2 separate regions of the Homo sapiens genome follow, and region 1 is linked to region 2. Evidence: read pairs that join two places in POLR2A ChIA-PET (ENCODE). Cell type or tissue: A673. All regions are shown on one strand. Links, peaks and the distances in the headings refer to the core of each region. The heading gives the core; the rest is flanking DNA.

Evidence for each region. Peaks named below come from ENCODE experiments on the same cell type or tissue, not always from the same donor. Only the 100,000 strongest peaks of a DNase experiment are listed, where the experiment ranks them.
Region 1: POLR2A ChIA-PET joins it to region 2 with 5 read pairs; 3 of 35 experiments call an interaction of 5 or more read pairs at or near these places.

What each region holds. Positions count from the first base shown.
Region 1 is chr14:52,838,455-52,842,855 of GRCh38, reverse strand. The region is part of intron 1 of LOC105370500 (a long non-coding RNA gene); the gene reads right to left. Among named protein-coding and RNA genes, the nearest start is that of GNPNAT1, 49 kb to the right of the region's middle. In A673, for the core only: a CTCF peak has its summit at 1,348; a DNase peak (open chromatin) is centred at 1,725.
Region 2 is chr14:53,029,996-53,034,396 of GRCh38, reverse strand. No RefSeq gene overlaps it. Among named protein-coding and RNA genes, the nearest start is that of FERMT2, 81 kb to the right of the region's middle. In A673, for the core only: no CTCF peak of the experiment used is centred there; a DNase peak (open chromatin) is centred at 2,036.

The DNA.
Region 1 (4,401 bases), core at 178-4,177, 190 kb after region 2:
TGTTTTTGAGACAGAGTCTCCCTCTGTCACCCAGGCTGGAGGGCAATGGCACGATTTCAGCTCACTGCAAACGCCGCCTCCCGGGTTCAAGCAATTCTCCTGCCTCAGCCTCCCAGGTAGCTGGGATTACAGGTGCCCACTACCATGTCTGGCTAATATTTGTATTTTTTAGTAGAGATGGGGTTTCACCATGTTGGTCAGGTTGGTCCTGAACTCCTGACCTCAGGTAATCCACCCGCCTCAGCCTCCCAAAGTGCTGGGATTACAGGCGTGAGCCACTGCACCCAGCCTGTGATATCTTGTATAGTTTCACACGTCAACTCTTGAAACTGTACAAAGACTAAGGAGAGAGAGATAATTAGTTCTGAAATAGAAAAGGGAAAATCCTTATCAGAGAACAAAAAGAGAATGGTTTTGGTACTTTTTATGAGATTAACATTCAGTAATGGTTAAGTTCCCCATGGCCAAATTAATTAGAATAAGGAGGCATTAATGAGACACATTTTGAATGTGATCCAGATACATCTTTCCCTTTGTGAATAAAAGGTGCTTTAGGGATAACTAAACCAAATTCTAAAACTACTTTTCTCTACTGTGTAGTAGAGATGATTTGGGCTAGAAGTTTACAGGATAAAAAGCCAGCCTTTAGTAAGTTAAAAAACACCTTAATTCTTGAAATGTATGAATGGAACTATTAACATATCCAGTACTCTAGCCAGGTGTGGTGGCTCACACCTGTAATCCCAGCACTTTGGGAGGCTGAAGAGGGAGAATGGCTTGAGCCCAGGATTTTCAGACCAGCCTGGGCAACATGGCAAGACCTCATCTCAACAAAAAAATATAAAACATTAAATATATATTTTAAATATTATATTAAAATATATAAAATATAAAATATAAAAAATTGGCCAGGCGCAATGGCTCACACCTGTAATCCCAGAAGTTTGGGAGGCCAAGGCAGGTGGATCACTTGAGGTCAGGAGTTCAAGACCATCCTGGCCAACATGGTGAAACCCTATCTCTACTAAAAATACAAAAATTAGCTGGGTTTGGTGGCTTCTGCCTATAGTCCCAGCTACTCAGGAGGCTGAGGCAGGAGAATCGCTTGAGCCTTCCAAAGTGCTGGGATTACAGGAGGCAGAGGCTGCAGTGAGCCAAGATCATACCACTGCACTCCAGCCTGGGCAACAGAGTGAGACTGTCTCAATCAATCAATCAATAAAAATAAATTAGCTGGGCATGGTGGCATGTGCCTATAGTTCCAGCTATTTGGAAAGCTGAGGTGGGAGGATCTATTGAGCCTGGAAGGTCAAGGCTGCAGTGAGCTGTGACTGCCACTGCACTCTGGGTGGCAGAGTGAGACCTTGTCTCAAAGCAAACAACAAGCCATCCAGTACTCACCAGCATCAATAACACACTCTACATTTTAAATATCTGGTATTTAAACAAGTGCAATCAACTCAAATTAGAATCATTATAAAATCATGACAAATCCCACAAGGAGATAATTGTGTGTGTGAATGTGTTGGAGGTGGAGGTGAGGGTCACAGGAAGAAAATTCTCTAGTTAGAGGTTTTTCAGCACTACCATCTTTTCATTTTTCCTTCAAAGATGGACTGGCCAGACAATATCTGAAAGAAATGTTGCCAGGCCTGGGGAAGTGTCTACTGCTGCCAGGACAGCATTAGAATAAACAAAAGAGGGCCGGGCCCCATGCATGCACATCTCTGGATTACTCATGCTCACTCCCAGGGCCTCTCCCTGGCACAGCTGTGAAGTAGGCAAAATTTATCTTTAGACTCTCCTACTTCCCCTTCTGGGTCTTGGTCCTCTCTCCTGGTTCCATCTGAGATACTCAATGCCTCGTGCTGTCCAGGGTAGCACCACACCCAGGCACCCACATTCCTCCTTGGAAGCTGACCTTGTCCCCAAAGCAAAGTTTCTTGCTCTCCTTCTCCTTCTCCGCAACCCTCCACTAAAGTTAAAGTTAAAATTTCCCCCCTCTCAGCTAATTGCCTGGCAGGAAAGTAATATAAATGAATTCATACCGGCATGTGAGTCACTAATATTCTTTATTCCTCCCATGTGTACTGGCATTTTAAAAGTTTGTTAAGACAGGGCCAGGCACGGTGGGTCACACTTGTAATCCCAGCACTTTAGGGGGCCAAGGCAGGTGGATCATGAGGTCAAGAGATCAAGACCATCCTGGCCAACATAGTGAAACCCCGTCTCTACTAAAAATACAAAAATTAGCTGGGTGTGGTGGTGGGCACCTGTAGTCCCAGCTACTCAGGAGGCTGAGGCAGGAGAATTGCTTGAACCTGAGAGGCAGAGGTTGCAGTGAGCCAAGATCACGCCACTGCATTCCAGCCAGGAGACAGAGGAAGACTCTGTCTCAAAAACAAACAAACAAACAAAATGTTTGTTAAGCTAAAGGAATGTTTCCTTTAGAAGGAAAACTCCATCTGTAGGATACCCAGCAAAAAAAATCTGGGGAGGCCTGAGTTTCCTCAAACCATCCAAAGGCCATGGAGCCAATAGAGTCATTCCCTAGACCAGGTCTCCTCACCCCTACTGCAGGCAAGTTCGTGACCCACATTGACTCTTGGGCAAAGGGCTGATGAAAAAACTGTAGCAAATGCATGGATTTTGAAAATGTATTAAAAAGTGAAATATAAATCTAAAAGGTTAGATTTAATTCTAACAGTTTTCTTTTCTCAATGTCAAATAAAACAGAATGATTAACAAGGATATCAAGACCATTCAATGGAGAAAAGGACAATCTTTTTCAACAAATGGTGGCGGGAAAACTGAATATTCACATGCAAAAGAATGCAACTGGAGCCATAGCTTACACCACATACAGAAATTAACTCAAAATGGATCAAAGACTCAAGTGTAAGAGTGAAAACTATAAAACTCTTGGAAGAAAACATAGGAGTAGGCTGGGCACAGTGGCTCACACCTACAATCCCAGCACTTTTAGAGGCTGAGGCAGGAGGATTTCTTGAGGCCAGGAATTCAAGACCAGTCTGAGCAACGTAGGAAGATACCATTGCTACAAAAGACAAAAAGTTAGCCAGGCACCGTGGTGGCAGGCGCCTGTAGTCCCAGCTACTAGGGAGGCTGAGGCAGGAGAATGGCGTGAACCCGGGAGGCGGAGCTTGCCGTGAGCCGAGATTGCGCCACTGCACTCCAGCCTGGGTGACAGAGCAAGACTCTGTCTCAAAAAAAAAAAAAAATTAGCCAGGCACAGTGATGCACACCTGTAGTCCCAGCTACTCAAGAGACTGAGGCAGGAGAATAAAACTTCATGCTATTATTGGATTTGGCAATAATTTCTTGGATATGGCACCAATAGCATGGGCAACAAAAGAAAAATAGCTAAACTGAACTTCATCAAACTGTAAACCTTTTAAAGGAAACTATCAACAGACTGAAAAGGCAACCCACAGAATGAGAGAAAATATTCACAAATTGGCTGGCCATGGTGGCTGACACCTGTAATCCCAGCACTTTGGGAGGCCGAGGTGGGAGGATCACTGAGCCCAGGTGTTCAAGACCATCCTGAGTAACATAGTGAGACCTCATCTCTGTGGAAAAAGTAAAAAAAGAAAATATTTGCAAACCATATATGATAAAGGATTAATATCCAGAATATATAAAGAACCCCTAGGATGGATATGGTGGCTTACACCTGTAATCTCAGCACTTTGAAGGCTGAGGTGGGGGGATCGCTTGAGCTCAGGAGTTTGAGACCAGCCTGGGCAATATGGTGAAACCCTGCCTCTACAAAAAATACAAAAATTAGCCAGACATGGTGGCACTCGCCTGCAGTCCCAGCTACTCAGGAGGCTGAGGTAGGAGGATTGTTTGAGCCCAGGAGGTGGAGGTTGCAGTGAGCCAAGATTGCATCACTGCACTCCAGCCTGGGTGACAGAGTGAGACGCTGTCTCAAAAATAAAACAAAGTAAAATAAAGGAAATTCTAACATATGCTAAAATGGGGATGAATCTTGAAGACATTATGCTAAATGAAATAAGCTAGTCACAAAAGGACAAATTTTTTTTTATTATTATTATACTTTAAGTTCTAGGGTACATGTGCTCAACGTGCAGGTTTGTTACATATGCATACATGTGCCATGTTGGTGTGCTGCACCCATTAACTCGTCATTTACATTAGGTATTTCTCCTAATGCTATCCCTCCCCCTGCCCCCCATCCCACAACAGGCCTCCGTGTGTGATGTTCCCCACCCTGTGTCCAAGTGTTCTCATTGTTCAATTCCCACCTATGAGTGAGAACATGGCAGTGTTTGGTTTTTTGTCCTTGCGATAGTTTGCTGAGAATGATGGTTTCCAGCTTCATCCATGTCCCTACAAAGGACATGAACTCATCAA
Region 2 (4,401 bases), core at 127-4,126:
TTTACGTTTCTCTGAGAGGCTTGTCAGACTCAGATTTCCGTTTATCTGAGATTTGCTGAGTCTTGTAACCACAGCACTTAATGATACTTAAGGCACATGTTAAAACTCAGCATGGTCACTGTTTGAAAAAAGTATTCCTCATATAACTCAGTTGAGACAAATTCTATTAATATAAGGACAATCTGCCACATGTGGTGGCCACGCCTGAAATCCTAAGCACTTTGGAAGGCCAAGGCAAGAAGATTACATGAGCCCAGGCCTTCAAGACCAGCCTGGGCAGCATAGCAAGACCTCCTCTTTACAATTTTTTTTTTTTAATTAGCTAGGTATGATGGCACACACCTGTAGTCCTAGCTATTCAGGAGGCTGAGGTGGAAGGATCACTTGAGTCTAGGAGTCCTAGGCTGCAAGTGAGCTATGATTGCACCACTGCACTCCAGCCTGGACAATAGAGCAAGACCCTGTCTCTAAAAACTAAATGTATGTGGAGAATCATGAAATCTGTGTTAGGTCATTTTCCTAGAATTGAAAATGCTCTCCTAACTTGATAATGCTTTATGCTTAATTTAATGTAACAGTTTCTTTTCGCTGCCTATTTTGCTTCACCTTTTTTTAATTTATTTTTTATTATTATACTTTAAGTTTTAGGGTACATGTGCACAATGTGCAGGTTAGTTACATATGTATACATGTGCCATGCTGGTGTGCTGCACCCATTAACTTGTCATTTAGCATTAGGTATATCTCCTAATGCTATCCCTACCCCCTCCCCCCACCCCACAACAGTCCCCGGAGTGTGATGTTCCCCTTCCTTTACTTAGCTTTGCTTCACCTTTCAATAATTTCTCATGTACAAATAGTTAATATTTATAGCTTGAGGTGTTGCCTTTATAGTGGGAATAAAAGGCAAATGATATATTACACCATCACGCCACCTCTTCTCTGTTCAAAGAGGTCTAATTTCATGATTTTGGCAACATTCTTAATGCTCAAGAAACCAGTGAGATCATTGAATTGAATAGCCATGTCAATCACAGCTCATCTTTACACTTTTACTAGCCAGATTTTACAGCCTGGTCTCTGCTTTGGTAAATATTTTATCATCCATATGCCTTTAACTTTATTGCTTAGAACTTGCCCCAAGTTTTTGCTTTTAACCTTTGTCCTACTTTTTGGTTGTCACTGTACAGGCTGAGCTTTCAGTAAACTGTATGCTGTTCAGATTCTTGCATAACATTCTAGTTTAGAAAACAGTAGTCTTTTTGCAGAGGGACAAGCTAAAGAATGTTCTCATTTATATGGTGGCAGGAAACTCAGACTTACCTAGGTATGTATATCATACTGCTATACATCTTAAAAAATTTAAGTCAGCTCTTAATTACTCATGGCATTGAGAAAAGTTTGACTACAATGAAATGATGAATGCATTATTTGTTTTGGAAATGTAATCCAAAAATACACTCAAGTCAACACATAAGTTTATCCTCAAAAATAATTCAGTAACTAATGCAGGCTCTTTGTCAGCTCTCAACTGAACTAGGGCGATGGTAAGAAGGACCTCCCAGTTTATAACGGTTTGGCTGACCCTTGGTGAGTGCCCATTTGTCAAATGAGGCATTAAAGATAGATTTTAATCCACTCGATCTTTTTTTAAAGACTTGAAGATCCTCCAGCTGAAATGTCAGTGTGCCCAAGTATGCAACTCACTATTCACAAAAGAACTTTCTTTCAAGATCTCTGCCTTCCATAAGCAATTCACAAACTCCTCTTCCTCTTTGCACCCTGTGTCAAGGCTTCCTGAGTACCATTTCAACAGAGAACTTATTTATAACTGCAATATATCTAAAAATCATAGTCCAAAATCTTTCAGGCAGACAAATGCCATTGATCTCAATGTCATATTCAGGAAGTCACTGATCCAAGTGCCATATTCCACAAATTCCCAGGCATAATCGAACTTGCTAGAAAACCAAAAAGGGAAAACCTGGGAAGTGGGCCAAGATCCTTGGTGTCATTGTACAACATTCAAGCCAACTCTGGTTTCAACATTCTTTTGAGATTGTTAATCCCTGATTGGAATGCATTCCACAGTGCTTGGCCACAGATTGTCACACAAGAAGTACACTGCAGAATTGTACTTGCATATTGCTGGCTTTTTGCAATAGGAAAATAGAACCCTTAGTAGGAAAGTCTGTTTTGTCTTTTTAATTTGTATGAAATCTCTGTGGAAGTATTACAATGTAGTAGACATAAAACTGGATTAGGATGGTCTATCATATATAATCTTGAGCTAATGCCTAATCTTCTAACTACCCTACCTGTTTCCCAAGGTGGTTATAAAGAATTAATAAGATAACATTTTATGTAAGGCATCACTGTTGTGATAAGCATAAGGAAGATGTAACTCAAAATATATGGACAAATGGTAAGCTTCAACAGTAAGCTTTACCAAGTGAGTAATAGTATCTGAAATAATCTGTTCATATGATACAATCTCAAAAATGCAACAGGATCTTTTTTGGAACTGGGCAAGCTGTGTCTTAAAATTGTATAGAAAAAATAAGAATATTCAGGAAATTTCCAAGGGGGAAAGAAGAGTAATGAGGACAATTAGCCCACTAGATAGTAAAACATAGTATAATGCTATTGTGACCAAAACACTATAGTAATAGTGTATGAAGAGACAAGAGAGACCAATAGAATAGATGAGGAAGCCCAGAAATATGTCAGATACATAGCCAATTTTAGTATATGATAAAGGCATTTCAAATCATTTATAAGAAGAGCCTAAGAAAAAAATGAGTGAGGTACCACTTTTCACCTATAAGAGTGACAAAGTTCTAAGGGCTTTATAACATGCTCTGTTGGTGAGGGTACAAGGAAAGTTACTCCCAAACATTTGCTGGTGGAAATGTGAATAGGTACAACATTTTTGGAGGGCAGTTTGGCAATATCTATCAAAGCTGAAAATGCCCATACCCTTTAACCCAACCATTCTGCTTCTACAAATCTGTCCTTCAAATATTACCACTCCTGAAAAATGACTTACATATAAAGTAATTAGTTACAGAATTGTTACTGACAGCAAAATATTAAAAGCAATATAAATTCCATTGATTGGGATTAGCTAAAGAAATTATGGTACCTCTATAAGGTGGAATTGTGTATAGATTAAAGAAATTAAAGATAAGGCAGTTCTATATGTACAGGTATGGCAGAGTCCCCAAGCTATGTGGTTAAGTGAAAACCCAAATGCAAAACAGGATGTATAGAATGTAGAGTGTAGAGTGTTTAGAATTTATGCCATTTATAGGCAGTCAGGAAGACATAGGATATAATACCTCTGAAAGATCAAACCAGAAATTACTCTTAGTGGTTACCTCTGCAAAAGAGAATTAGATAACTGAGGGACAGGAGTAGAAGGTATGCTTGCTTTTAGCTATATGCAGTTTGTTATGCCTTTTGAATTTTTAATTGTATGCATGAGTTACCTATTCAAAAGTGTGTTTTATTTTTTAAGAAACAAAAAACATTAGTAGCAGAAATAACAGGCATAATCTGATAACTTTACATACTAGTCTACATACCAAGGAACTTAAATGTTCCTTATTCTTTTGAGAGTATTGAGCAATATTAATATGATTACTATCCCAGAGGCAGATAGGAGATTGTAGGATGTGAGATTAGGAAAGAAATGCCTTACTCAGAATTAGAGGAATAAAGGATCAATCTTTAAAAGTAGGATGATTTAACTATCTGTCCCCATGCTCTTCTTCAGAAAGGCTGAAAAGAAAGGCCTTTGACTGCAATTCTCCTTATAGCTCAAGGTTCATATTCCTTAGATGAGCCATTGTTTTGGAAAACACACTAATGAGTTTTGGGATAGGACAGGGCCGGTCTGGAAAAGAAGAATCAAAATAGTTCTGTACTGGCTATTATTAAAAAGTCAAAAAATAACATGCTGGTGAGGTTGTGGAGAAAAAGGAATGCTTATACACTGTTGGTGGGGGTGTAAATTAGTTCACCCATTTTGGAAGACAGCGTGGTGATTCCTCAAAGACCTAAAGACAGAACTACCATTTGGCCGAGCAGTTCCATTACTGGATGTATACCCAAAGGAATATAAATCATTCCATCATGAAGACACATATATGTGTCTGTTCATTGCAGCACTGTTCACAATAGCAAAGATGTGGAATCAACCTAAATGCCCATCAATGATAGACTGGATAAAGAAAATGTAGTACATATACACCATGGAATACTATGCAGCCATAAAAAGAATGAGATCACGTCCTTTGCAGGGACATGAATGGAGCTAGAGACCATTATCCTTAGCAAACTAGTGCAGGAACAGAAAAACCAAATACAACATGTTCTCATAAGTGGGAGCTAAATGAT